Linked DNA regions of Homo sapiens: region 2 is linked to region 1. Evidence: read pairs that join two places in POLR2A ChIA-PET (ENCODE). Cell type or tissue: GM12878. All regions are shown on one strand. Links, peaks and the distances in the headings refer to the core of each region. The heading gives the core; the rest is flanking DNA.

Region 1 (4,385 bases), core at 205-4,204:
CACAGGGCTCACTCCTGTAATCCCAGCACTTTGGGAGGCTGAGGTGGGCGGATCACCTGAGATCAGGGGTTTGAGACCAGCCTGGCCAACATGGTGAAACCCTGTCTCTACTGAAAATACAAAAATTAGCCAGGCGTGGTGGCGCATGCCTGTTGTCCTAGCTACTCAGGTGGCTGACACAGGGGAATCACTTGAACCTGGCAGGTGGAGGTTGCAATAAGCCAGGAATGCGCCATTGCACTCCAGCCTGGGCAACACAACAAAACTCCGTCTCAAAAAAATAAAAATAAATCACCTCCTGCAAGAAGCCTTCTCTGACCCTTGGGCTGTGTCATGGCCTGTCTTCCAGCAGTCTACATCCTCCTGGTCTTCCCCTGCTGTGGCTCTTGTCCCATGGCATGTAATTGTCACTTCTTTGGGCTCCCATGCTAGACAGGAACCCCTGAGGGACAAGTCTTACCCATCTCTGTGGTCCTCTTTGCCAAGCAGAGTCCAGCACCCCCAGAAATGTTTGAATGAAAAGTCTGAGGCAGTGATGAATGGGTGTACCGGTTCCATCTATGAAGCCTTTTCTTCCCCACAACTGGCCTATGTCGGAGGAGAATCTGGGTTGGATGTTAGCAGGAGAGAATGCCTCCTTGCTTAGAAGAGCCTTGAATGCCAGGCTCAGATCCATTTGACCAGAAGAGCTCCTTGAGGTCTGGCCAGCATCTGTGGGTACCAGGATCCCCCACAGATGTGTGTGGCACCCACAGATGCCTTCTCTAGCAGTGTTAGTAATATAGATCCCAGAGGTGAGTTTTGTTTTGGGGGGTTTTTTTGAGACAAGGTCTCACTCTGTCGCCCAGGCTGGAGTACAGTGGTACAATCTCAGCTTACTGCAACCTCTGCCTCCTGGGCTCAAGCAGTCCTCCTGCCTCAGCCTTCCAAGTACCTGGGACTACAGCCATGTGCCACCATACCCAGCTAATTTTTTTTTTATTAAAATTATCTCCCTAGGAGTCATAGAGATGGGGTCTCACTATATTGCCCAGGCTGTTTTCAAACTCTGAGCTCAAGCAATCCTCCCACCTCAGCCTCCCAAAGGATGGGATTACAGGTATATGCCACCACACCCAGCATATCCCAGAGGTTTTAACATATTCTCTAGACTATGTCCTCTGCCTGGGGACCTCACCCCCTAAGGAAGGAGAATACCCTGGGCCAGGATCTGCTCTCTGGAATACCCTTGTGTACTTTTCTGATGAGGTGCCTTACAGAGGAAATCCAAGGGAAAGAGAAGATGTAGCCCCATCTTCAAGAACTTCTCTCCAGAGGGAGGAAGGAGAGGTGGGCCCATACCACGAAGGTGGAGAAAAATCACAAGCCCTCTCTGCACCCCAGCTTACTTGTTCCCAACAGCATTCCTACAAAGTAGGGGTGTCCTCATTTTTCAGATAAGGAAACAGCCTCTGAAGGGTCACCCAGTGTAAGGATGCATCTGCCTTCTTCATCCCTGTAGCCCAGTACCCGACACACAGTAGCCCCATAGCCCTAGGCACAAATGGGGTAGAGAGACCCTGACCACATCCTGTGGAAGGTCCAGAGCAGAGCCATCACAGAGGGCTTCCGAAGACCAGGATACCCTTGTTCCTGGGCTGCTGGGCTGCTGAACAGCGGGGAAGAGGAGCTGTGTGAACCTAGATTCCATGTGACTTTATCTGGCTGCATAATGAGCTTAAGTATTCAGATCTTTTCTTGGAAATCTCAAGTATTCCATTTGGCTGCCTCACAGAGTTAGGCAATTTTATTTACTCATGCTAAACAGGGCCATTTTCAGAGAGGAAATTATGCAATGTACTATGCAAATGTGGCATTCCGAGAGCAGAGATAAGTGTGGTCACCGATGCATTGTAAGATGAGATCGTGTCTCTGGCAGCTGGGTGTCACTTGATAAGGGGATATGCCAGACTGTACTTGGAACTGCTGCTCCCTTGGACTCGGTTTCTGGTAATTGTGTTTTCACCAAGTTGTCAAGCTGTGAACTGCACGTATTGAAGAAGAGGAACAAGGAGTGAAGCTTTTGCAAGTTGCTCATCCTTAAGTAGACTTCAGCAGTCAGAGAGGCTGCCCCCATACATGTTCTGGACACATGGGAACAAGGAGGGTAAAATTCTCATCCTCCATTCTCCCAAGAAGAGTCTTAAAATTTGACACGGGGGAAAGATGAAGACACACAACTGGTTTTCCTGGCCACTGTGAAAACCAGTCACCTCATTTTACTAGACATGGCATGTGCCTTTCATACTGAGAGAAAGGAAGTAGCTGTGGAAAACCCCACCTTTGGAAGCAGACAGAGCTGAGCCCAAAGCTAGCACTTCCCCCAGCCTGTGGGTACCTGAGATTGAGGCACCCAGCCTCCCCAAGCCTTCAGCTCCCTGCCTGAAAATGGCACTTTCAGTTAGTTATTGCTCCTGGGCCGTGTACCAGTCACAAAGACAGCCAACCCTTCACACAGCCACTGCTCAGATAGTTGCTGAGTGAGCCAGTGACAGATTTATCCACCTCTATCTGTAAAGTGAGCATTGATACAGTGTCCTCAGTGGCCCTGAGTGTGCTGGGAGACATGAAGATTCTGCAGAGTTAAGAGATTCTGGAAAGAGTCCTACAGAGGGCTCCATCCAAACTCTTTCCATTCAAATCCTTGCTATTCAACTTGGGAACAAAATGGATCTTCACAATGATAGGATCCTGTAGTCATCACACAAAAGTGATATAAAGGAGGCCAGAAAACTAATAATTTGAGTGCAGATTCTGCATACTGACCAGTCACCTTGTGTCAAATCTGTTGTAATTTGCCTGAACTTCACAACAATGCTAGGAAGTCCATTTTTCCCCAAAAAATTTTATTTTGAAACCTTCCAAGCATACAACCAAGTTGAAAGAATTGTATAGTGAACACCCTCATACTTGTCTACTTGTCTTATCACGTATCTACTTTATCCACCAAACTTTTTTGTGGGGGAGAGTTAGAGTCTCTCTCACCCAGGCTGGAGTGCAGTGTTTTGATCATAGCTCACTGCAGCCTCGAACTCCTGGGCCCGAGTGAGCTTCCCACTTCGGCCTCCGAAGCAGCTAGGATTACAGGTGTGAGCCACCACACCCAGCCCAATTTTTTTTTTTTTTTTTTTTTAGATGGGGTATTGCTATGTTTCCCAGGCGAGAATAGCTCTGGCTATGTTAACCAAGCTGGAGTTTACAGGCTTAGTCTTAGTGCTGTAGCCTCAAACTCCTGGCCTCAAGCAATCCTCCTGCCTCAGCCTCCTGAGTTGTGGGACTATAGTTGCATGCCACCACACCTGGCTTCTCTTCTTTTTTTTTTTAAGATACTTTTCCTTAGAGGTGAGGAAGTGAATCTTTTTAAAAATTTATTTCAAAGTAAATTGCAGGCCTCAGTACCCTTCTCCCCAAATACTCCAGCTTGCATATCATGAAGTAGAGCTATAAAATTATTTTATTACCCCCCGCCTATAGATGAGACAACTGAAGCAAAGTCACATGCCCAGGGTCACCACAGCTGGAAGGTGGCAGAGTTACCACTCAACTCCAGGCACTTGGCCCAGGCCCGGCTTGGGACTGTTGCCCTGCACAGCTTCCCCTGCATTCAGACCTGTGCTTCTTGGTGGGGAAGTGGAGCTGGAATGTGTTAGGAGAACACAAGAGTTTTCTTAACAGTGCTCTGCCGGTTACTCTTGGTGGTGTGGGCAGAGGGGTGTGGAGAGGCGGCAGAGGCCCGGACATCAGTGTGGCACCTGTAGTGGGACGCCCAGTGAACAGCTCAAACCTTAAAACCAAGCAGTAGGTCCCAGTTTCCCCGGGTAACTGAATTTCAACAAATACCCCATTATCTACATACCTCATTGCTGGTTTCCTTTACAAATCCCAGAAATGCCACCAGTACATTTTTTTTTTTCCTCTTCATGTTAGAGGGTGCGGCTTATAGGCCTGGCAGTAGAAAGGTGCCAAGACCCACTCTCTGTCCAGGAAATATCACACTTCACAACTGCCCCCTTTTCATGCTGGGAAGGAATGCTTTAGGGAGCCACAAAGAAGAAAAAGTAATTGATTGCTACTTGCAGCAAATAACCCATAAGCTGTTGCTGGGTTGATGGAGAAATGGTTACTTAATTTTCTTCAAAGGATTGATTTGACTGTCAGGAGAAGCAGCCAACCTAATTGAGTGTGCTAGTTCACACCCTCGGTGGGAACAGTCTCAGCCCTTCTTTTGTCTTGAAAGTGTCCTGGATTATGAAGTCCCCCACCGGAGTGAGTCGAGGCTCAGGAAGGTCCAGGTGTCCTACCATGCTGTTCTGCCTCTTTCAGGTGATCTGTAGAATTTACCAGGG
Region 2 (4,337 bases), core at 338-4,337, 170 kb before region 1:
TACTGGGGTTTTCTCCTGTCTGAAGACGCAGCTGGCACCAATGTACCCTATGGCCAAGGACCTTCTGGGTGAGCCTCATGTCAGGAGCAGAGCTGGAGAGGTGGCCAGGCCTGGGGGTATACTTGCCTCCCTGTGTCACCATTGTCTGTCTCTTGCTTAGATGACAGCCACAGCTTCCTGGCCTGGTTTCCTGCATCCGCCCTGACCCCTGGCTGTGGGATCTCCCATAACTCAAATCTGACTGTGTCCCTGTGGAAGGTTTGGGTTTCTGACCTGGGCAGCTCTATGTCCGGCACAGGGGTTCTGCTGATAGCACAGGCCACAGATTGGCAAGGAGGGACCAGGTTAGGAAGGAGCAGCTGTGGTTCCTAGTTGGGAGATAACTGAAGCCTAGGAAATCCTGGAATAAGATAGACCAATGCATCGATAACCCTCAGCTCCAAATCTGAGCTGCACCAGGACAAGCTGACTCTGGTGGCAACGTTCTCCAGTCTCTGCATTTTCAGCTCGCTGTGTGCCAAGAGAGGGCTGGCAGGTACCAGCAGCTTTCACTTTCATTAGGAACCGGGACGAATAATCCAACTGAGCTGCCTCTGCACCAGAACTGCTGGGACGTGAAGACTCTCCCTGGCTCCCAGGCCAGCCACTGCAGCCCTTTCTCCTGGGAAGGAGGGAGCTCCCGATTCCCCATTCCCTGCTCCTGGGCAACAATTAACACTCTAGGAAAACCACAGAGCCGGCTATCCAGGGTTCTGGTGCCCTGGGGACCACAGGGCAGCAAGAAAGTTCTCCTAAGGGTCCTGGGGCTGGGAAGGCAGAGTGGGAAGTCTCCCCCAGCTAGGCTAGACCTGGACCTCCCTGGCACTCAGGCAGCCTGTCCTCTTCTGCTCACAGGATATAAATATTCATGCATGAGTATAGGTGCAGGTTTGTACATTTGCAAGGGCATGGGTATAACACGCTTTCCATTGTATCCGACTATGAATATGAGTGGTTAATATTAATACATCTCTTACTATATACAAGGAGATCTAAGTGCTTTATGTATATCTCACCTAATCCTCACAACAAGGGAGATTTTCATTATTTCCATCTTCTAGAAGAGGAAACCAAAGTACAGGGAGGTTAAGCAGCATGCCCAAGGTCACAGCTACCCTGGGATGTGAACCCAGGGCCCTGGCTCTTAACCATGACCCTAATACTGCCTCCTCAAGTAGGTGCTCAGCAAATGTTTGAGGAACTGAATTATGTGGGTCCACACATAAGAGAAAAAAAAAAAAAAGAGGGAGCAAAAGTAGGTGCACCTGTTCATCTTGAGATTCATCCTGGGCCCCACTGTGTGACATGCTCCACGCCCTTAGTCACTGTTTCCTGGATTGGCGTGTGGGGAACACATGTGACCACATGAGAATGGCTGAGAAAGAGCAGGACTGACTACCGGCGTTCCCCTGCTTATGGAAAGGGGCCTGGAGATGAGGCTCGGTCAGATCATCTTGAGGTCTTTCCTGGCGGCTTCCCTGCTGCTAGCTACCCCTCTCATACCCTGGGGTTCTGAGCTTCCTCGGCACTTGGGGGCAAGGCCTCCTTGGCTTGGATTTGAGGGTGGGGAGGAGGGAAGGCTGTGCATGGCTTCCACCACTTCTCCAGGCCTCCCCACTTCCCAGGGTCAGGCCCTGACACCCCGAGAGCTTTGCAAGGGTGTCCCTGAGAGATATTTCCTGGTGTTTCTGCTTAAACAGCGTTTGCTGCAAAATATGTCGAAGCATTTGGGATTCAGTTTTTAGTTCAGAATATGCCAATGTTTTCATTTGGAAGGGGAAGTGTTTCTGTTGATGTGGTAAAGAGATAAAATAAGACGTTCCTCACCAAGTTACACTGCTTCAAAGTCAAATGCTTGGCTTGGAGACAGGGATTTATCTTGGGATCGCAGGCCCTTAGCACACGGCCTGGCAGAAGAGCAGGCAGGGTCAAAGTCTGTTGAATGAGTGAGTGCATATGCAAAGGGCCTAGACACAGGAGTGCGATACAATCAATGCTCAGTACAGATTTTGAATGGATTCCATAGGTTCTACTTTTGAGAGTTGTTCTCAGTCTGTTCATGTTTCTCTATCTTCACTAAACTCCCCTCATCCAAGCCTCTGTCACCTCTGGCCTGGACAACTAACAGCATCTGAGGTGGTGGCCCTGCTTCCCCTCTTACCCCTCAGCTCATTCTGTCCACAATTGCCAGAGTCATTTTTGCAAAATGGGAATGGGATTGTGTCATCTCCTGCCTAGAACCTTCCAATGGCTTTCCACTGCTCTTGGCTATGGCCTTCCAGGTCCTCCATGGTATGGCTCCCACCCACCTCACTGACCTTTCCTGGGGCTGTTCTCCAGCCACATGGGCCTCCTTTTGGTTGCGGAAAAACCAACTCTCTCTCACCTGAAGGTCTTGGCACCACTGATTCCCTCAGCCTGGACTGCTTTTCTCCAGATCCTTCTATCAAATTAAGGCTCAGCTCAAAAGCATCATCTCCTTAGAGAGGCTTTCTCTGACCCCTCAGCTAAAGCAGCCCACCATCTCTATCCTACCGTTTCACTTCTGTTTCACTCCATGTCTACACCTACAGAGACCGTCTACTAGAGGCCAGGCACAGTTTTAAGTGTTGAGGACATGGCAGTGAACACAACAGGGAAGCTCATGTCCTTCTTGCCTGCCTTCATAGTTCCGAAAAAATCTGATTCTCTTGTTTGGGTTCCTACTAGTCTTCCTCACCAAGTGCCAAAGGGCCAAGGCTTGGTCTGTCTTGTTCACTGTGTTCAATCACCAGGCACTGTACTGAACCAACAAGCATTCATTCTGTAAAAGAACGGACGGATGGATGGCAGGCAGGCAGGCAGGCTGGGGAGGTGTGCAGAGCACCTGGCACACACTCCCCCTGGCACTTGGTTCTCGCTAAGATGTTACTGAGCTCAACTGAAGCTTTTTCTTCAAAGAAATCTCACTGTGAACCCATTAGGAGAGCCCTCTGCCGCCAGCTATGCTGTCAGTAGGTCCTACCCCACCCTGTACCACCATCTGCAACAGACTCAATGTTTGTGTCTCCTCAAACTTCATATGTTGAAACTCTGATCCCAAATGATGGTATTGCGGGGTGCGGCCTTAGGGAGGTGATTAGGTCACGAAGGCAGAGCCTTCATGGGTGGGATTAATGCCCTTATAAGAACAGTAAGAGATAAATGTTTAAGTCCCCCAGCCTATGGTGTTCTGTTATAGCAGACTGAACTAAGACACCCTCTGCCTGTGGTTGTCTTGGCAAAGCCAGGTAATGCAGGAGAGGGGTGGACTCAGCCTGCTTGCGGTGAATGGCATTAGTGTCCATTTTCCTAAAGGAGCCCTTGCCCACCATATCTCAGCATCCCCTCTTCATTGCCACTTAGACCCTGTGCCCAGTGACACTCCAGTACTGTCCAGTCTCAGGGGCTGAGCCAAGGCGTTCCTGCCTGCCCTGTGACCCTCACCAGACCTGGCAGCTGCCTGACAGCTTGTCTGGCTCACGTGTTCTCTCTAATTGAGTCTAGCTGCCTCTCTTCCTTGTGACTATGACCAAGTCTTACTCCTTCCTGGACCTTCATTTCCCTACCTCTCACATACACAGTGGGCTGGATGCTGGATGCAAAGCTCCCTCGTCACAGCCCCAAAGACAGGACTTGACCATCTCAGTGCAATGACCCTGTGGTGCCTTCTCCCGAGGACCTAAGAGCCCCCTGAGCGCTTGCAAACACTGCAGACAAAGCGAGCCCTGGCACCAGCTCCCTGCCTGCCTGTTCTGTGAAGGGAGCCTACAAAACTGGCAGCCCCTGCAGTTCTGAGCTGCAGAACTGATGAGCTGGGGCACCCTGAAACCTGACTCCAAAATAGCAGCAAACCCAAGGCCAAAAGGAAGTACGGGCTTCTTTGCTTGCGATTTCTCCTCTCACAGCTTTGGCCTAGAGCCCCTGCACTTAATCCCCACCCAGCTACCCCAAGGGCCACAGTACAAAGGTGATTCGTGCCTGGCTCCCTGTGTCTTCTGACACCCCTAAATCTTTATCCTTCTAGGACAAGCGAGAATCCCCCAAAAGCCAAGGTCATCATCAAGCCAGGATGAGGACTGGAGGAGGAGCTGACAGCTCTGCCTCAAATGGATTTGGGAGCGAAGGCTTTTTCCATAAGCTTTGGGGGTAAGTCACAGAGCTACCCCAAATGTAACTTAGTCTCGGGGTCTCCTTCCTTTTCACCAGCTGTCCCCTTTGCTGGAGGAAGCTTTCCAGCCCAAACGAAGGGCTTAAGAGGAGTCTGGCCATTCCTGGCA

What was found. ChIA-PET counts read pairs that join two places held together with the same protein. Peaks named below come from ENCODE experiments on the same cell type or tissue, not always from the same donor. Only the 100,000 strongest peaks of a DNase experiment are listed, where the experiment ranks them.
Region 2: POLR2A ChIA-PET joins it to region 1 with 9 read pairs; 1 of 35 experiments calls an interaction of 5 or more read pairs at or near these places.

Annotation. Positions count from the first base shown.
Region 1 is chr16:11,103,306-11,107,690 of GRCh38, forward strand. All of the region lies in intron 19 of CLEC16A (C-type lectin domain containing 16A), which reads left to right. Among named protein-coding and RNA genes, the nearest start is that of SOCS1, 150 kb to the right of the region's middle. RefSeq lists enhancers at 1,647-1,696, 2,047-2,186. In GM12878, for the core only: no CTCF peak of the experiment used is centred there; DNase peaks (open chromatin) are centred at 1,986 and 2,226; H3K4me3 peaks cover 359 bases; H3K27ac peaks cover 1,762 bases.
Region 2 is chr16:10,937,102-10,941,438 of GRCh38, forward strand. The region is part of intron 1 of DEXI (Dexi homolog); the gene reads right to left. It also overlaps a transcript of CIITA not described here. Among named protein-coding and RNA genes, the nearest start is that of DEXI, 3.2 kb to the right of the region's middle. In GM12878, for the core only: no CTCF peak of the experiment used is centred there; no DNase peak of the experiment used is centred there; H3K4me3 peaks cover 4,000 bases; H3K27ac peaks cover 3,876 bases.